Linked DNA regions of Homo sapiens: all the other regions are linked to region 2. Evidence: chromatin contacts called from ENCODE Hi-C or POLR2A ChIA-PET data. All regions are on one chromosome and are shown on one strand. Each heading gives the region's core, a stretch centred on a gene start or an enhancer-like site at or near the end of the contact. The rest is flanking DNA. Distances are from core to core; before and after follow the strand shown.

Region 1 (3,955 bases), core at 1,101-3,600, 940 kb after region 2:
CTTCTTGCTGTGTCACCCAGACTGGAGTGCAGTGACACAGTGACATGATCACTGCAGCCTCAACCTCCCAGGCTCAAGTAATCCTCCCAACTCAACCTCCTGAGTAGCTGGGACTACAGGCATGAGCCACCGTGCCCAGTTGAGTTTTTAAAAAATTTTTGTAGAGAAGTGGTCTCCCTGTGTTGCCCAGGCTTCTATTTGTTACATAGTCATAACATCTTCCTACACCTTTTTTTCTGTCCCAAATAAGAATTACAGTGTGTTCATCAACTGGAGAAACAACTTCCCTATCTGGGTTTTCACCCAGAACTGCTCAGGTCCTCACAGCATCTGACAACAGCCAGTAGTTGAGTGTCTCTGCTTTCAAGAATTTCAAGGGTCAGGACCTCAGCCTGGGATTGGACCCCAAAAGTAAAGTAAACCATACTGCAATTTTGTGCAAAAAACAAAGATTAAGAGGACACAGGAAAGGGACAATATGAAAAATAATTTATTTTATTTTTATGACAAAAAGGAGTAGAGAAAATTAACATAGATGAAACATTTTTCCTTAAGCTTGTTTTAGTTTTGTTGATAAGATAGTAAGCAACAATGGGAATGGGAATTGACAAAGCCCAATTCATCTCTCATCTGATCCTTAACTGTACTGATGAGAGCATGTGTCTGATCCTAGAGAGGGAAGAGAAGAGTTTCCAGGGAGGGAAGCTGAGACATCTCTTATATATAAAATGGTTGCCCTAAAGAGACATGCATGGCTAAACTCAGGTGACATGGTAGAGACTGAGTTGTCTACCTAATATGTATTCTATTTTTATTTATTAAGCCTGACTGTGTTTGGAATGGCAATATACCTGTGGAGGCTAAAGCAACTCTATCTTGGTTGCTAATCATGTTGACAAAGCAAGGATGTGTCTTATTTATTTTTGTGCTCTTCTCACCCATCCCAGAGAGGAGAAAGTGTGGAGCACATAGTAAATCTTCAGAACATGTTTGATGTTGGATTGAATAATCTGCTTTATTTTATCATCTAATAACTCCTTAGTTAGATTAGACGGATGGCTGGTGAAAAAGTGTTTGGACTGATACTGTATTTATCTGCTCAGAATAAAAATATCTTACAAAAATCTATTATGTGTTTATGAAAGAAAGCCATCAAAATGTTAACAATAGTGGGATTGTCAAACTTCCAGATTTTCTGCACTTTACATATATAACTTTTGTAATTAAAAAATAGTTGATTTCCAGCCTGGCCAACATGCTGAACCCCCGTCTCTACTAAAAATACAAAAAATAGCAGGACGTGGTGGCACGAGCCTATAATCCCAGCTACTTGGGAGGCTGAGGCAGGAGAATCGCTTGAACCCAGGAGGCAGAGGTTGCAGTGAGCCGAGATTGTGCCACTGCACTCCAGCCTGGGTGACAGAGCAAGACACTGTTTCAAAAATAAATAAATAAATAAATAAATAAGGTTGATTTTAAAAATCTACTTAGAAAGCAGAGATTTAATTAAATATTATGGCTTTTCAATAATTTTTGTTGTGTACTATGCTCTCCCCAAACCAGTAGCCTAATAAAATTGAGTTTGAAAGTCCTCCATAAATTAACATGTTCTAATAATTCTATAAGAAAGAATGGAGATACAATATTTGATCTAGAAAGTGGATATCCAATGATCATCTGAGCAAGGAACACCATCCTCCTTAAAGTAAACAGCACACAGCTGTTTCCATCATGCTGACTGTAAGAAGATTATCATACTCAGAAAAGAAATTCCAGGAAACTGCGTTCCAATTAACATGGAAATGAATCCACAAAATAAATATGTATCCAGAGTTTATGCAATCCCAGGGTACAATGGAGACAGATGCAGATTGATCTAATCTGGTTGCATTAGGAATAAGAATGTTTGTTGGGGAACATTGTGTGGAAAGTTGACATTTGGTTCAATCAGGAAGGCCAAAGTAGAAATTATGAAAGCAATTTCCTTTGTCCAGTTAAATTAGGCATTCAAATAACAGGCTACTCTTTGACCTTCCTGGGAAAGGTCAGGATGGCATCGAATGGTCATTAAATAAATAGCAGGCCTGTTCTTGTAAATACTTTGTGAGACTTTAGGAAAACATATTCTGGATTGAAAATCAGCCAAAAAAGATCTGCAAGAATTTCTCTAACATATTTTTATTGCTTCTATTTATCCATTTTTAATTTGGAGAAATAGTAAGTACTGGTAAAAGCACAAGAACAAACTGAATATGGGGTCTATTGAACAAAATTAAGAGGTCACTTTTCTGCCACTTGCTAATATGTGCTGCAGCTGCTAAAAAAAGGAAGTTTTGTTGTTTGTTTGTTTTGGTTTTGGTTTTGGTTTTGAGACGGAGTTTCGCTCTTTTGCCCAGGCTGGAGTGCAATGGCGTGATCTCGCCTCACTGCCACCTCCTCCTCCCGGGTTCAATTGATTCTCCTGCCTCAGCCTCCCAAGTGGCTGGGATTATTGGCAGGTGCCACCATGCCTGGCTAATTTTTGTATTTTTAGTACAGACGGGGTTTCACCACGTTGGCCAGGCTGGTCTTGAACTCCTGTCCTCAGGTGACCTGCCCGCCTTGGCCTCCCGAAGTGCTGGGATTACAGGCGTGAGCCACCGCACCCAGCCAGAAAGAAGGTTTTTTGAAAAATAGCTCCTGTGGATGTCTCCCCAAGGCTCCACTTGATATAGCTAAGGAGAATTCCTGGCATGTATCATAAGATATATGGTTTCTTAATTAGATGGGTGACTTGCAGGACTAGAATTTAAGAACACTCTTCATGCTGCCTTAGGTTATAATTCCCAGCTTGCATTACAGCAATGGACATGCTGTTAATATTTTCTCCAACAGTCCAAACTGCAAGTATATGAAGTTAAATCAAATCTCTTTTCTTGTCCATTAAAGTTCAAGTTGCCATAATAAAAGCTGGCAAGTTGTTTTTATAAACACTAAATTAATAGAACAGATTTTGGCTGGGCACAGTGACTCATGCCTGTAATCCCAGCACTTTGGGAGGCTGATACAGGAGGATCACTCAAGTTCAGGAGTTCAAGACCAGCCTGGGCATCACAGGGAGACCTCGTCTCTATTAAAAATAAAAATAAAGACAACTAGCCTGGCTTGGTGGTGTGTGCCTGTGGTCCCAGCTACTTGGGAGGCTGAGGTGGGAGGATCCCTTGAGCCCAGGAGTTGCAGTGAGCTATGATTGCACCACTGCACTCCAGCCTGGGTAACAGAGCAAGACCTTGTCTCAGAAAACAAAACAAAAAATAAATAGAACAGATTTTAAAGTTATTTTTATATTATTCATACATCTTTTTTGCCCCTATCTTCTCATTCAGATTCAGATTTACCCAACATTTGCTATGTGTCAAGCTCCATGCTGGAGGATTTCATATTAAATTTACCATTATTTAGCCTTATAATTAGAGGTGGTTCAAAGACAAAGCCTGAATTAGGTGTTTTGATTCAAAATCATGGGTCCTTCAAAATATCAGTGGATTAGATTATTATCCTCGTGTAACTAAGATAATACAAGAAATATTTGGAGTCATATTTTAATGTGTTATCATTATTGTTATTGTAGAAGTAGTGTATATGCATCCATAATTTTTAAAATTTAAACAAAACGTAATTCCGTAAGTGAAAAGTAAAAGTTGTCCATCTTTTTCCTTCCCTACTCCCAGTTTTTCTCTACTGAAATACAGTACATTGTAAAAATGGCCATAATATTCTGTAGTTTCTCCCATTAAGAGGTAGAGTTGGCCGGGTGCTGTGGCTCACACCTGTAATACCAGCACTTTGGGAAGTCCAGCTGGGTGGATCACCTGAGGTCAGGAGTTCGAGACCAACCTGGCCAACATGGAGAAACCCTGTCTCTACTAAAAAATACAAAAATTAGTTAGGTGAGGTGGCATGCACCTGTAGTCCC
Region 2 (3,711 bases), core at 173-2,672:
GCGGTGGGTGCAGCGGCCCGCGAGTCGGCCTGCGAAAGTAGAGGCGGCGCGTCAGGACCGCAGCGCCAGCCCGCCGCGGTCACGTGACGCCGCCCGGAGGCGCAGCGCGGCTGATTCATCCCAGGCCAGGCGAGTGGAAAAGTACCAGCCGCGCGCGAGGGGCGGGGGCGCGCCGAGGGGCGGAAAAGTACAGACGGCGGAGCCGCGGGGAGAACAAAGATGATGCCACCGCTGTGTTGCGGCCGTCGAGGCCCCCTACTCCGGCAGATTTCAGTATTTCACCCTCTCTATTGTCCCTCGTCGGAGTGGAGGGGGCGAGGGGGGGTTCTGTTTTGCTTTTTCCCAGTCGCTCCAAACTTGCACAGGCACTCAGGGCACACATCCAGCCCCGACCCTGGCTCGTGTGCATGCAACCTAGGCGCACGGCTTTCCGTTTCTAGCATTTGGAACAGCAATGCTGCGTAATCTGTCCTTTACTGCCCGGAGTCCCCACACGGAGAAATGCCTCTGCCGCAGACAGCCTTCCCCAGGAGGCGGAAAGGGCCGACACTACTCCTCTCTCGAGGGGGGCGAACGCCCGGGCCCCGGGAGCTGGGGGTTTGTTTACACACGCGCGCCAGTGCCCTCAAGCACACCCGTCCACAGGCAGCTGGCCCGCGAGTGCTACGCCCGCCCAGCCCCTCCTATGTCCGGAAAGAAAACTGATGCAATATCGATCGTCGATTGTCAAATGTTCCCAACTCGTCTTCCCCAATCTTGGCCTCTCCTGTAATACATGCCCAAGCCCACCTCCGCCGCCCCCAGATTCCTGGCTCCCTGGACTTAATTTTTTTTTTTTATTAAATGCAAATCAGTCACAAGACTTGCCGCAGCAGAGCCGCTGGCCGGGCTAGCTCCCCTCCCCCTAATGGGAAGATGCGGCTCCGCACCGTGCAGGCACGCGGCCCCCGCCCAGCGCCCGCTCTCCTACCCACGTCGCGGGCGCGACACCCGCGCGGCGGGCCAGGGTGGAAGGCTGGCCAGCCCAACCGACAACGCCCGCCTCGAAAGGAAACGGACCCCGCGGCCGCCTTCCCGCGCGGCCCCTCCCGGAAGCCCCTCCCCCACTCTCGCCCGGGCCCCGCGCCCTTCCCACAGACGCCCCCCCGCACGCGTTACCTCGGTGGTCTCTATTCTCACGCAGACGTCTTCAGTGGGTTTCTCTCAGTCAAATACAAATCATAAAAAACAAACAAAAAATTTCCCCAAATCCAACAACAGGCAGGAAAAATAATTTTAATAAAAAAGGAAAAGACAAATTGCCGCCCCAATCCTCCGGCGTCCGCCGTGTCAAGGGAAAGGCGCGAGCGTGCGGTAACGCGTGGTCGGGCTGCTGCTAGCAGTACTGGAAAGGCGTTCTAAGGCGGCGGCGTCGCGCGGCTGTGGAGCAGCCCTGCGAGCGGCGGGTTATAGCGGCACCCCGGGGACGCGTCAGTGGGCGGGACCGCGGCCGCCCGGGCGCCTTCTCTTTGTGTATCAACACCACCTGGGCCCCGCCTCCGACCCGCCCAGACCTAGGCCCCGCCTCCCTGCCCCTCCCTCTGCGGCCCGCGCCCGCGGCCCAGCCCCGCCCGCAGGCGCCCCCAAGACTCTCCCGCAAAGCCCAAGCCCACTCTCTCCAGCTTTCTAGATAGTCTGGAAAGACCCCCAGATGCTTCCCCTGCCTATCCTTTTCAGCCAGGGTTGGTGCTCAACACATGCGGTTGTCTTTGAGGAGCCATCTCCTTAAAATTTTCTCCTGTCCGAGTCACCAGCAGTCCTTGCTTTCGGGGGACACATCAAGGCTTTTGGGGGACACCACCCTCCCACCAAACACTTTCTTGATTGTTATTTTTGTGATTTACAGTGAAGTTTTGTCTCACAAACTTGGGCCAAGGCAGCAAGGTTGTCCTGATGGTTTGTTGTTCTTTCTTTTCCACCTAGACCTGCTTTCACTCTTCAAAACTAGCCGGAGGTCGGCGAGCAGCTCCTTTTCGGGATGTGCTTTTTGTACGGCCATGGAAACTGGACTAGCGGAAAGGCTACCTTTTGGCCAGCAAGCCAGGCCCCTTAGAAAGAGGCCCCAGTGGGGAGCCCGGCGCTCCTAAGGCCGTTTGGGAGTCCCCAGTTTTCCACTCGCTGACACGTTGCTTCTCTTATCCCACCACCGCCGCCCCGGGCAAAGGCACTGCCTTGTCTGAATGCGGGTCTGAGGCGCTTTCTGCGGAGCCTGGTCCTTTCCCTTCAATGGTGATGTGTGTGGTCTTGCTGAGCCAGGCAACTAGGGGGACCCTTCGCTGTGGAAAAATTGGTGCTGCGGGAAAGGCAAGACTCACTCCCTTGCAGGAAACAAAGACCCCTTAGGAGAGAGAAATGTTCATGGAATGAATGAATAAACAAGTTTGACCTACTGCTCTCTTCCTTTTGGGGACTTGGGAGAAATTGGGCAGGGCATAGAGGAAAGGGCTGGGTGTGATCGCAGTTTTTGCTTTCAATGTTTTACTGAGGAAATCCGTACAACTGCCTATTTCCGCCGCACGTGAGGCTTCGGGTGCCCTCGCCTGCACCAGTGTTTATGATTGACAAGCGAGGTCCCGATTTCCCCCATCACACTCCTGTGTTCCCTACCCCAAACCTTCTACTCTGTTCAGGCCAGTCTTCCCTACCGCAAACCTTCTACTCTGTTCAGGCCAGTCTTAAATAATAGCCATTCTTGCTTTGGTGTCCAATCTCCTCTCATCCCCTTAAATGCCGCTGTCATGCAAGGCTTAGTCTTCGAGCCACAGGAAAGCGCCCCGCATGCCTTAATCCCTCCGTACTCAGCCCTCTTTTTGCAGGTACTATTTTCTAAAACAATATGGTGACGGACTTTTAAAAATCCGTGCTGTCATGCACTCAAAATCGTTCCAGACTATTTGTAGTATCATCTGCCCAAAGATTGTGAACTCCCCAAGGGCAGGTTTGGAATTTGACACACAATTAGGGCTGAAAAAACTATCTTCCTTCCACATACATTCCCCAATAAAATCAATCAACTCTTCTTGTCACAACAATCTTGGTAGTGGTAGGTTAGAGAGGAGTCCCAGGAAGTTTCTTTATATTAGGTTTCAACTGATAACAATCAAAAGGTCTTAAACCACTTTTTCATTCCAGATGAATCTCTGGTCGTTTCCTCTGCCCAGTTAGAGGTGCTAAGGAGGCCCTCAGGGTTGGTAGTTATGGGTGGCAAGTGGCACTATAAGTAAATCTCATGTCTTTTGGACTTTTTGGTGGTTTGTATTGCAACACATATTTAGGAGAAGCACAATACCTGTACAGCTGAGGGCAAAGTGGAGGGCAGGGGCGGGGGGGGGAGCTGCAATATTGATCTGGTCTCTGTATGATCAGAACTTGAACAGTAAATGACAAAAAAAGAAGGGTGGAGGGGTGAAACTTCCATGTTTTTATTGCCAGTTTGATTGGTCTTTTCGAGGGCCAAACTGAGGCATGCCTGCTAACTCCATCAGACTTCCAACTGAGGCCTGATGTGCTCTGAGCAATTGCTGTTATGCTTTGGGCTTGAATGCATTGGACACAGTGTCCTCATTCAATTTCTGGGAAACGATATTGCCAAATACCTATTGGTCAGTGCGCTATAATTTTGTTTGATTTCTAAGCTAATGTTCTAGAAGAGCAGCATTTTTTAAACTTTCA
Region 3 (3,757 bases), core at 1,111-3,610, 710 kb after region 2:
ATTGAGGAACTGAAGTACTTTACCTCATTTCCTACCAATCATTTTAAGAGAATTTGGTTGTATTTCAAAGAACAAAACAACACAATTTCTGTCCTGCTGTTTATTTTGCAGACCACACACAAAGTTAAATATGAACAGATTAAATTATGACATCATACAAATATAGGCACAAATTAAGTGGACGCCACAAAAGGTGTGTCAGAAAACACTGAATTGACTGAATCTGAGTCAGATTTCCCCCTCGTGGACTTTAGGATGCCCTCAGCTATCACTGCCTCGCTGGGAAAGAGCCTGACTTTCCCGTTCTGCCCTGCTGCAGTATCCTTCAGGGGTTCCAAAAACACCACTCTTTTACCTGCACCTGCCTTCCGTTCATCAGCGGAGGCATCACTAGCGGGGCCAGGACTGAGAATCGATGAATGGGCATTGCTTTGGTGTAGCATATTTTTCTGTCTCTTGGTTTTACACTTGCAGGGGCATGGAGTCAGATAGAGGTACAAAAGTACCAAAACGATACTGGCCACGCAAGCAGCAAGAGTGGTAAAAGCTGTGTTAAATGCCTCATGAGCATGGGATCTGCTTACAGTGAAATTGCTCACATTTATTGTGACGTCCACAGTTTCATTTAACAGGCGTTGCTTATTCATTGCGATACAAGAATACACTCCAGCATCCTCAAAACGAGGGCTTTCTATAACCAGACTTCCATTGTGAAACACGTAAAAGTTTTCCATCTCTTTATCCGGCTCTAGCAGTCTGTTATCTGGACCCACCCAGATGAAATCCGTATTTGCATTACCTGTCTTGCTGTCACAGTGGACCATCAGTCTTTCCCCGACCTGAGCCTCATGAATAAAGCCAAGCGCACGAAAGGAACCATTGATGATGCTGTCAGAGCAATTCATAAAGCTATCCTGGAGCAGAAGTACCTGACGCGAGTGCCTGGAGTCAGACCACAGGCGACAGGTGTAATCGTTCTTAAAATCCATCACTGAGCTAAAGTGCCTACGATACCAAAAGACCAGCAAGGAGTACAGGGAACAGTCACAGACAAATGGGTTTCCATGAAGGTAGATGCCTCTCAGCTGTTTTCCTGGCACTAAATTTATGTGGTGCATTGGCATGGAAGGAATTCGGTTATAAGAAACATCTAAAAACATCAGTTCTGCCAGCTTGAACCTTCCAACATACAAATCCATCGGAAACTGTGTGAGAAAATTTCCACTTAAGTAGAGTTTCTGCAACTGGGAGAGCCCTCCAAACGCTGAAGGATCGAGATAGGATATGTGATTGTTGTAAAGCAGAAGCACTTCCAGAACCTTCAACTCTTGGAATACAGCATTTTTCACCGTCTTCAGCTTATTGGACGATAAGTCAAGACACTTCAAATTTGGAGTTGTGGAAAAACTGCCCGTGGAAATGCTGGTGATGTTGTTATGACGAAGAATTAGGGTGTTCAGCTTTGCAAACGATACTGGAATCCACTCAGAATCCAGAAGCCCAATTCTGTTATAACTCAGGTCCAGTCTCTTAATCAGTCTGAAAAGGTTCCCAGGCACCTTGGACAGGTTTTTGTTGGTGCAGCTGACGATGTCAGTGGCACAGATGCAAGCGGTGGGGCACACCCCAGAGGCACCAGGGCCCACAGTCACTGTGATCATCAGCAAACACAGCAGCTCCCTGCAGCCCGGTCTGACGACGGCTCCAAGCAGGGTGGGCAGAGTGTGTACACGTAACGACATTATGGTCGCCTCTGAGTCTCTTCCCGGTGTCTTTTCCACCGGCTCAGCCTCCCACCAGTGAACCTGGCAAACAATTAATAATTCAGAGGGAGTAAAAAGCAGAAACTGACTACCACTAGTTAACCCATAAGAGCCATACCTTACTTTCTTTCCAATAACTTTTGAAATGGGTTTTATTTCACAATAGGGAGCTCTGTGTTGCCTCTTCACTGTTAAATGTATTTTTTCCTCTTTCCTGGGTTAGTCCTGCTTATAAAAATGTACAGTCACATTCTCTCCATACAACCCACCGTCTCACCCACCATCAGAAACTCAATTTTTTCCTAAGGTGCATCCTGCGTTGTTGTTGTTGTTGTTGTTGTTTTAAACTCCCTCCAACAGACACAACTATACGCAAACGTACGCTACAAACAATTAAACGGAAATACTTAGCAACCACCCATCCAGGAAAAAACTCACGGTGCTGGGGAGCCTCGTGGGCTCCGGGGAGGCTGCCTACGCAGTGCCTTCCGAAGGTCTGCGCGTCCGTCTGTCCGTGTCTGTCACTCTTGCACCTTCCGACTTCCTTTCCCTCCGGCTCCCGGCGGGCGGCACCCTCTAGCCGGCTCTCAACTTTGAGGAGTTTCAAGCAGCCGCGGCGGCAGCAGCAGCCCTGGACGCAGCAGCCAAGCTCTTCGCTGGCTCCCGGGGGCTCTCCCGGGTTCCTCTCATTGCAGGCTGAAGGTACCGCCTCGGCGCTCTGGCCGCCGTGTGCCCGCGCGCGGGGCGCCCCGCTCCCAGAGCCGGGGCCGCGGGAGGGGGCGCAGGCAGCCGGGCGGCAGCGGGCGGCCCCGCCTCTCCGCACTCGGGAGGCTGCAGGACCCGGGGTTCCCGCGCGCCCGGGGCCGGGAGACGGGCTGGGGCGCCGGTCCCACCCCTGCGCGTCCTGCCTCCTGCGGGCAGCAGCTCGGAGCCTGCGGGAGGGAGCAGGCTGGGCGCGTGGTGGGGGGCGCGCGATGCGGAGGGGGCGGCGGCGCAGCCAATCCGAGAGGCGGCCGGCGCCCCCTCATACCGCCCCGCGGCCTCGCCGCCTCCTCCCGCTTTCCTCCTCCAGCTCCCACCCGGACCTCTAGAACGGCCGCGCAGAGCGGGGAGGGGGCAGGGGTCCACACCAGAGGCCCAGACTCTGGTCCTTGAGTCAAGATGCCCAACCCACTCGCCTACCAATTACGTCCCTTCGTCCAGCTCCAAGCCGGGCGGTAATGGGGTCCAGGAAGGCTAAAGGGGACACGCCCAGCCACCGAGGGAGGGGTCTCACCCTTGGAGACCCACTTCGCGGCGGCCGCACAGGTCACGTCTCTCTCCCCACCCAGGCCAAGGAATCCCCGGACCTCTTAGAGCTTTGCTTTGGGGCAAGGGCCAAGGAGGCTTTGCCTGCGCCAAGTGCAGTTGACTGTCTGGGTTTACAAAATAAACCCAGAAGCAGCCTGACGTCTCCGCTCGTTTCTAGGGAGGAGGTCGCGGGGAGGGAAGTCGGGAACGTTTCCTCTCCACAGGGATATCTGCTGGGAGGAAGTAACCGGGAAATCGCCACGGGGACACCCCTCACCTCCCTGGGAAAGTTCTATCCCTTTCCTGACTCAGGAGGCGGCAACAGGGATGGTGTCCAATTCAAGAAGGAGGAGGGCAGGAAAGAAGGCTTGGAGCCGACCTTCCGGCTGGAATGCAAAGATAAGAGTATTAACCCAAATAATAATAATAATCCCAGAGCAGACCTTTTTTTCTTTTTTCTCTCTTCTCCTTCCCCTCTTCTCTCTCCCTCTCTCTCTCCCTCTCTCTCCTTTCTCTTTCGTTCTCTCTCTCTCATTTCCTCTGTCTCTGTCCCCGCCACCTCCCCGTCTTTTGCAAGCGTGCTCGTGGCGCGTGCGGGACAGGGAAGTAAGGGGCGTGTGCGCGGAGGCTCTTCATCCCTTCCGGAGATGCCGCGGCCGACCAGCGCGCTTTGGTTCAGCAAGCACAGAAGGTGCAAGCCGAAC
Region 4 (3,821 bases), core at 491-2,990, 820 kb after region 2:
AAATTGGGGGAAGTCATGTTTCCATTGCAATCCGGAAGAAGAAATACCGCAGGCCTGCCTCTCTCCACCCAGGACTTGGGCATAGTCATCATCCAGCCTTTGCCCTAAAGCAGAGGTTTTCAGCCCAGGTTGCAAAATAGATTGCCCTGGGAACCTTCATAAAGCTGGACACCTGGGCTGCTCACCCTGAGGAATTGAGGCAGAATCGCTGAGGGTGCGGCCTGGACACAAAAGTTTTGGGGTTTTTTTGGTTTTTTTGTTTTGTTGTGTTGTGCTTTTTTTTTTAAGGACCTGGTGATTCTGATGAGAACCACTTGCCTGCCTTTCTCTTTGCCAATCTGAGTCCATTACCATTTTCTTGAGCTAACTCAGACATCATTTTCTTTAGATACTCTATAGGAGCACCTAACATGGCGCTTGCCACAGAAATGATTGACTGTTTTCTCTCTGTACATCCTCATTAACTCCAACTCAATAGAACACCAATTTAATTTGCCTCCTTTGTATAAATGTATTCAATCCACCCCGTATCACTGTAGAATATCTATACATTGTTCTAGAATTACTGTTTTCTTATTTTATGTGGATCTGGCTTGCTTTAACTATTTCAAAAATGGAGGCTACGCTTTTTTTTTTTGTTTTTTTTTTTTTGCCTCTTTCCATAGTGCCAGCAAAGAGCTTCTAAATCACGACAAACAGTAAATGCATGTTGATTATAAGTAAAACCTATTTTTGCTTTCACTTTCCTTTGATATGAAAGTCAATTAAATAGGCTGCAGAGAACAGGGAGTTTAGAAGGCTGAAATAAGAAAAATATGTAGCCTGGAAAAAAAATGGAGATGACCAGTAAGCAAAGTGAAATTGTATATACTGCAGACTGATCGGCTCTATCCAAATGGGTGCTCCTTTTGGATATGAGCTCATTCAAATGGTAAATGATTTCATTCAAAACTTTCCTTTGGGAAAAGTCACTTGGAGAGTCCACTTTACATAAAAGAATCCAATTTAATCTTCAGTGGAAAAAGTGGAATTGGACGAGGGCAGAGCTCTCCTTTCATTTTAGAGAATAAAAGTGGCAGCCTGGATCCTGGTCCAGTCTCTGGTACTAACTAGCTGTGACTTTGATACATCATTGAGTCCATCAGAGCTGACTGACTCCCAGGGCTCTCCATAGCAATAATGGTAATAAAAATAGCAAACATTCATGGAGTTCTTGCTGTGTAACAGGCACTGTGCTGAGGATTTTTCATGCATTATTTCATTTAACCATCATTCCTTGAGACAAGTACTATCATTAACCCCAACTGAGGAAACTAAGGCTCGGAGAGATTAATTTGTCTAAGATCACAAAGAAAATGTATTTTGGTGAAACTATTCATTCAAGCCTAGCTCCAATGTCCATTCTTCTTTCCTCACGTCTACATGAGACCTTCCTTATCCCCATATTTGCAAGCAGAGTACATTATTCTGGGCTTACTGAATGCTTTATGCACACAGATATTTTAGCGCTTCTCCCATTGTATTTTGCTAATTGTTTTTGCATGTCTCTCCTAGCTGACTGCAAAAAATGAATTCAAGAGCTGTATTCTATTTGTCTTATTACTCTCATCACTTACTGTAGGGCTTAACAATTAATAGACTCTCATATGTACCAAAATATGAACTCTCAAATTTGTTGTATCCTCAGAGAGGTTGAGTAACTGACTCAGGTTCACACAGGAAGTACAAAGTGAGACCGGATTTTGCATTCCGGCATCTGACCGTCCCCACTTCCTATGAGCATCACTGTCCACTCAGAGTTGTTCAAGCCAATGCAGAAACCAGGGAACCATTCTTTATAATAATTCCCTGCTCACAATTCCTGAATTCCTGCCCCCTTCCCCCTTTCCACTCCAGTCATTGTTTCAGCCCATCACCTTCTCCCCAACCCTCAATCACCATGGTAATTCAGATTACTGCCTTCACTCGCCTGGATTACAATAGTTAGGGTGTAGGATTTTGGCTGACCCCCAAAACAAAAGATTAAAAATTATGGATGACTTTTATAAACTACAAGCAAGTCTTACAATTTCCCTCAGAGACAAAGATATACTTCTGCCCACTCAGCCCTGAGTAGCTTCAATCATGGTTCTCTAGTAAGTTAGAATTATATTTTCTCCCCGTGACATAAATTTCAGTATAAGGATCAGCAACATTGCTCCAGTCCTATAAATCATATGAGGCAACCAAATAGTCTCCAAGATTCTAGCTCATTTGCTGTTCATCTGTTTTAAGATTGCATTTCACCAGTTTATTTCAGGGTGTCTGCCATTTTGGCCCCAGTTTTGATAACTGCAGATTGTTGTTATTTTAAAGCCATTTCATTGCTCAGTCTTGCTGGGGCTGGGGCCCTGCCTTGCTCTTGCCCTCACTAAGCTGCATTCTGGTTTCCTGCCTACCTCCCTTGGCTTTGAATAAATACCACATGCTCTTGCTGTGCTTTTGCTGTGCTCTGCCACCTGCAGGGCCCTTGGTCATACTGTGTTGAGACCTCCTTGCAGGAGTGGCCGCTTGCCCTTTGCAGCCAGCATTTTTCAGATAACTTCCCTCCATGCTCCTGAAACACATCTGTCTCCCCACTGCCTGCCTCCTCTCAGGAATAGGTCTTTTTTTATTTTGAGATGGAGTCTCACTCTGTCGCCCAGGCTGGAGTGCAGTGGCACGATCTCAGCTCACTGCAACCTCCACCTGCTGGGTTCAAGTGATTCTCCTGCCTCAGCCTCCTGAATAGCTGGGATTACAGGCGCGCAGCACCACGCCCAGCTAATTTTTGTATTTTTAATAGAGATGGGCTTTCACCATGTTGGTCAGGCTGGTCTCGAACTCCTGACCTCGTGATCCACCTGCCTAGGCCTTCCAAAGTGCTGGGATTACAGGCGTGAGCCACCGCACCTTGCTGGGATGGGTCTCTTTACAGGTACTGGAACTAATTTAGAACCACAAATGTCCCTTTGATAGCTACTTATTGCAAACACAAGAGAAATTTCCTTAGTGTAAAGAAAATCAATCATTTTTGGCAAACTACTTAGACTTTCAACAGTGAAGCTTCTTAGAATATTGAGGTCTCCTGCTCTTCTGGGAACTGTGGGACAAAGTACTCCAGTTAATATCCTCAGATGACCTGCCAACAAGAAAGGTCATACCGGTCGGAGTTCCATGTGCTATTTAAAGAACAGACCTTAGATGGCAGAAGCAGCAATATGTGGCCAGGGTTTTAATGAGGAAGAGAAAGGTGCCGTGTGGCTAAATTCGAGAGTAAATGGCATTGTTGTGTTCAGAAACAGCACTGGCCACTTATCCTGTTTCATAATTCCTCTTCTTTAAAGTTATTATCTTCATTTTGAGTATTGTGAATTATTTATTAGTATTATATATTTAACTTGTTAAATGAAGAAATGTGTTCTTGTATGAGAGGGGGGAAGAAAAGCCTGTTTTAGTCTTTTGGAATTCATCTTTAGAAATATTTCTAAAAGTAGGCCGGGCGCGGTGGCTCACGCCTATAATCCCAGCATTTGGGAGGCGGAGGCGGGTGGATCATGAGGTCAGGAGTTCGAGACCAGCCTGACCAACAAGGCGAAATTCCGTCTCTTCTAAAAATACAAAAATCAGCCGAGCATGGTGGTACACACCTGTAGTCCCAGCTACTCGGGAAGCTGAGACAGGAGAATCACTTAAACCCAAAAGGCGGAGGTTGCAGTGAGCCGAGATCATGCCACTGCACTCCAGCCTGGGCGATGGAGCGAGTCTCTGTCTCAAAAAAAAAAAAAGAAAAAAAGAAATAT
Region 5 (4,061 bases), core at 1,323-3,822, 900 kb after region 2:
TTTGAGACAGAGTTTCACTTTTGTTGCTCAGGCTGGAGTGCAATGGCGTGATCTTGGCCACCTGGCTAACATGGTGAAACTCCATTTCTACTAAAAATACAAAAAAATTAGCTGGGCATGGTGGCACGTGCCTGTAATCCCAGCTACTTGGGAGGCTGATGCAGGAGAATCGCTTGAACCTGGGAGGTGGAGGTTGCAGTGAGCTGAGATTGCGCCATCGCACTCCAGCTTGGGCAACAAGAGTGAAACTCTGTCTCAAAAAAACAAAATATATATACTATATATATATATATATATAGACACGAGGTTATAGCTGAGACTTGATGCTTCTGGAGAGCGCAGTGTAGGGACAACCCTCCCCTGGTATATACGTTGAGCCCCTGAGTTATATAGAATCTGAGGCGCTCCTAGGGAGAAAAAATCTGAACCACATACATCTGAGGGGACTAGACATGTATGCTTGTGTTCAAATCATGCCAGGTGGTTCCAAAGCAGCCAGATTACAGGAAGAATGATGGGGATGACCATGGAAGAATTCTGCACGAGGGAGGAAGGTCTTGCCTTGGGAGCTAGGGATGACAGTGGTTTCAGGAATCATAAGGAAACAACTGGAAGTCAATCTTACTGACACTGAAGTACAGCAGGCCTTTACTTCCAACAGCAACATCATATGGTAGGATTCCAACTGCATGAGCAGACATTAATTTTGGTTAAAGCATCTGGCCATTGAGAATAATATTCTAGCTCAATGGCACCACTGTAGTCCTGTTAGGTGAGACAGAGTGCAGTTGGGAAGTAAGCAATAAGCAGGGCTGATCCATGGACACATGTGGGATCAACTGGCGAGTCCCAGAAATTGCTAAGGAGGGAAGCATTGTCTCACCAGCTCAGTCCACACACCCCTACCTTTAGGCCTTCTCTGTTACTATAGCATATTTAAAAAATCATAAATCCAGTTCCGAAAGAATTGATGAATAATGTTAAAGTCTCTGAAGGAGGGAGCCACAATAAATGGCACTCTTCTTGCTCACTTGCATCCTGAACAAGTTGAAGAAATAAAACAAAGGTAGAGCAAATGGGGATCACCTTTGTTACCGGCAGAGGCCAGGCTAGAAGACTAGGTTTTAGGTCTGGTGGTCAAGTGGGCTAAAATCAGACAGACTTGCCCATAGTCAGGCATTTGCTAGGCTAGAGCAGGCCTGCCCAGGCAAGACTTGCAATACAGAGAGATACTGTGCATTCTTGGAATGCCCACTCCTAATAGGAAGCAGCAAAGCTGACCCAACATGCTCAGCGATTCTTCCAAAATTACCATCCAATTACTCACTCCAGAGCCCTAGGGGTGGGATGAATAAAAGGGCTAAGGGAAACAAAACATGTGCTTGGAGAACTCCCTCGTTATAGAAACCAGGAGAGGAAAAAAGGTACGTCTCCTCTGTATTGATCAGGGTCCCATCAGGTTATTAAATAGAAGATATTAAATACGAAGAATTAATTATAAAGGTGTTAGAGGAGCTAAAATAGTCACTAGGGTAGATGAGGCATCCCAAAGATTAGCAAGTGGGAAGCCACCACCCACCCTTAAGACTGGAGAGACAAAGGAAGGATCTGGGGGTCCCTTGATAGACACTAGCATTATAACAGAAATATTCAGGCAAGAGCTGGAGCCACAGAGGAGGGCAGCTACTGCCAGATATGCCTCCCATGGCAGAAAAAGAGGACAAGAAATACTTTGGCTTCCCCTTTCCTCCCAACCTCCAATCTCCAACAGTACCTCTCGCTGGTTAAGTGAGGCTAAAACAGGTGGTCAAGAGAGCCTGGGTATCATAGCTTGCAACAGTCAGACATACAGAGCAGACACAAAGGATGGATCTGGAGGCAAACAGTCAAATAACCAGCACAACATTTAACCAGGCAGAGTTTTGTTGCAATTTTGTTTGTAGACGAAAGAGAAATTTACATATCATACACCCAAACCTTTCTAAATGTCTCATCACCACTTTTTGAAATTTCTCTCCTGCAGCAGCTGCTATGTCGTTTTGTTTGTTTGTTTTATTTTTTTGCGATGGAGTTTCACTCTTGTCGCCCAAGCTGGAGTGCAATGGCGCAATCTTGGCTCACTGCAACCTCTTCCTGTCTCAGCCTCCCAAGTAGCTGGGTTTACAGGCGCCCGCCGCCACGCCCAGCTAGTTTTTTTGTATTTTTAGTAGATACGGGGTTTCACCATGTTGGCCAGGCTGGTCTCGGACTGCTGATCTCAGGTGATCCACCTGCCTTGGCCTCGCAAAGTGCTGGGATTACAGTCATGAGCTACCGTGCCTGGCCAGCAGCTGCTATGTCTTGCTCCATCTTTCTTCCCCACCTCAGCTCTGTCTCCATTCCACTGGCTCTCTTCTGCTCCCACCATTCTCTGAATCCCCTCAACAAAAGCCTTGTCCAAAAGCCTGGGGAACTACAGTTTACTCCCTCCTCACCCTCTCTATCAACAATGACTCTCCTAGGGACTCCCTCGGTGACCACTCAGAGCTTTGAGATTAGGTAAACAGTGTTAATATGACCAACTTGGAACTTGCAGCTTAGTCAAGCCTGAGACAGTCAAGTTACCCAGATAAGGATAGACCATGCACCTACTTAAAATAACAGCATCAACAGGAGTTCTTCTGCTTCCCTTCCTGTTTCAAATTATAGCAATTGACCACTTAGTTACATTGGTTAATGCCCAAGACAAAAATGCAGCCCATCTCTTCCCCACCTGGCCTGCATATATGTTCATTTTGCATTTAGCAGAACTGAAAGGACTTCTTTCTGTTTTATTTTCTTGTAACCACAGAATTTAAATATCTACTGTTTTGTTTGTGGGCTCACAAAGAGGGTGAAAATCATTGCTATTTTATTTCAAACAAAATAAAAGATTACAGTCTTCCAATTAGAATAGGACTTAAAACATAGTAAGAATTTAAAAGCCATGTGCTGATTCATGGGAAAACATTAAGACACAGATGGGTTACACGATTTACTCAAGGTCATACCACTGAAGCAATGACTTTATTATCAGAACTATAAAGAACAACACAAATATTTACATGATTAATATTTTGTTGATAGTAATGGGGCTAGAATTAGAATATGGATTTTACGCTGCTCCAATCCCTGTCTGCTAACTCTGTTAGACTGTGTTTCCTACACACTGGAATTGCAGGATAGTTGCTGGATGTTCAGGCTGTGTGGTCGTGTAGGCATGGGTACAAATCCCAGCTCTGCCACCTGTTAGCTACGTGACCTTGGACCAGCCCCTTAACATCCCTTAGTTTTGTTTTTGGATCTAAAAAATGGGGTATGTACCTTCCGCACTAAGAGGGATAAGGGTTCAGTGAGATGATGTATGTTGTTGGGGAGGAAAAATTTTTCCTCTACTCTCTTCTTTTGCTGGGGGCGTGCAAATTAACCTAACAAAAGACAGACTAACAAAAGAGCAGACACAAAATTTTTATTAATATTTACATGCACAGGAGTTCACAAAAAAGGAGTGAAACTCAAAGAAGTGGTTAGACTCTGGTGATGGGTTGTTCTTCCCTTACTGGCACAGAGGAAACACCTTCACAAAGGCAAATTTGTGCCCTGCTTTTAGTCAGATAAGGGGAGAGGAAAGAACTCTTTCTGCATCTGTTGATTCTCAATTGCTTCCAGCTGAAAATAATCCTTACACTAAAGTGGCATATTTTGGGGTGGCATATTCTGATCCCCTTCCATGTAAAGTGCCTCAGCACCAGGTCTGATTAAAGTTAAGTGCTAAATAGCCCACTATCATTAGAAAAGTCTGTGTCCCCACCTTGTAGTAATAAAGCTCAGACACAACAGGATGTCATAGGAAGGGAATGAGGCATGTTTTTCTTTTCTCCAGTTTTTCTGCCTGGGCTTCCCTGCAAGTAAGATTATCTACATTTAAAACATATTTGATCGGCCAGGCGCGGTGGCTCACGCCTGTAATCCCAGCACTTTGGGAGGCCCAGGCGGGCAGATCACGAGGTCAGGAGATCGAGAACATCCTGGCTAACACAGTG

The links. A loop is a pair of places that touch in the nucleus more often than their neighbours do. ChIA-PET counts read pairs that join two places held with the same protein, here RNA polymerase II (POLR2A). Pooled maps may share reads with other maps.
Region 1: a pooled map shows a loop between it and region 2 (3-fold over the local background). The contact joins the enhancer-like site here to the promoter of SLC38A2 in region 2. A Hi-C loop is called at or near these places in 6 of 37 single-sample maps with no recorded cell type and 5 of 50 pooled maps. POLR2A ChIA-PET finds 5 or more read pairs at or near these places in 1 of 52 experiments (activated CD8-positive, alpha-beta T cell).
Region 3: a pooled map shows a loop between it and region 2 (6-fold over the local background). The contact joins the promoter of PCED1B here to the promoter of SLC38A2 in region 2. A Hi-C loop is called at or near these places in 1 of 168 maps with a recorded cell type or tissue (chondrocyte) and 14 of 50 pooled maps. POLR2A ChIA-PET finds 5 or more read pairs at or near these places in 2 of 52 experiments (MCF 10A and activated T-cell).
Region 4: a pooled map shows a loop between it and region 2 (2.1-fold over the local background). The contact joins the enhancer-like site here to the promoter of SLC38A2 in region 2. A Hi-C loop is called at or near these places in 3 of 37 single-sample maps with no recorded cell type and 6 of 50 pooled maps. POLR2A ChIA-PET finds 5 or more read pairs at or near these places in 2 of 52 experiments (CD8-positive, alpha-beta memory T cell and H1).
Region 5: a loop to region 2 is called in a map of PC-9, with 5 times the contacts of the local background. The contact joins the enhancer-like site here to the promoter of SLC38A2 in region 2. A Hi-C loop is called at or near these places in 2 of 168 maps with a recorded cell type or tissue (PC-9 and naive thymus-derived CD4-positive, alpha-beta T cell), 1 of 37 single-sample maps with no recorded cell type and 8 of 50 pooled maps. POLR2A ChIA-PET finds 5 or more read pairs at or near these places in 1 of 52 experiments (activated T-cell).

What each region holds. Positions count from the first base shown.
Region 1 is chr12:47,314,946-47,318,900 of GRCh38, forward strand. No RefSeq gene overlaps it. Among named protein-coding and RNA genes, the nearest start is that of LINC02416, 37 kb to the right of the region's middle. Within about 2 kb of position 2,351, at least 4 of the 41 ENCODE cell types and tissues checked have a DNase peak (open chromatin) inside an H3K27ac peak, as active enhancers do.
Region 2 is chr12:46,371,351-46,375,061 of GRCh38, forward strand. It overlaps SLC38A2 (solute carrier family 38 member 2), which reads right to left and starts at 1,423. Exons shown (of 16, transcript NM_018976.5): 1 at 1,159-1,423; 2 at 1-29. It overlaps SLC38A2-AS1 (SLC38A2 antisense RNA 1), which reads left to right and starts at 1,433. Exons shown (of 2, transcript NR_187299.1): 1 at 1,433-1,512; 2 at 1,963-2,428. RefSeq lists enhancers at 353-502, 583-912, 602-1,305, 1,163-1,242, 1,923-1,982 and silencers at 933-1,132, 1,333-1,672.
Region 3 is chr12:47,077,261-47,081,017 of GRCh38, forward strand. PCED1B (PC-esterase domain containing 1B) reads left to right here and starts at 2,361. Exons shown (of 4, transcript NM_138371.3): 1 at 2,361-2,465. It overlaps AMIGO2 (adhesion molecule with Ig like domain 2), which reads right to left and starts at 2,699. Exons shown (of 3, transcript NM_001370299.1): 1 at 2,202-2,699; 2 at 1,882-1,988; 3 at 1-1,805. The coding sequence starts at 1,742. The coding sequence ends at 174.
Region 4 is chr12:47,191,536-47,195,356 of GRCh38, forward strand. The region is part of intron 2 of PCED1B (PC-esterase domain containing 1B); the gene reads left to right. Among named protein-coding and RNA genes, the nearest start is that of MIR4698, 5.6 kb to the left of the region's middle. Within about 2 kb of position 1,741, at least 4 of the 41 ENCODE cell types and tissues checked have a DNase peak (open chromatin) inside an H3K27ac peak, as active enhancers do.
Region 5 is chr12:47,266,504-47,270,564 of GRCh38, forward strand. No RefSeq gene overlaps it. Among named protein-coding and RNA genes, the nearest start is that of PCED1B-AS1, 52 kb to the left of the region's middle. RefSeq lists an enhancer at 1,903-1,952. Within about 2 kb of position 2,573, at least 3 of the 41 ENCODE cell types and tissues checked have a DNase peak (open chromatin) inside an H3K27ac peak, as active enhancers do.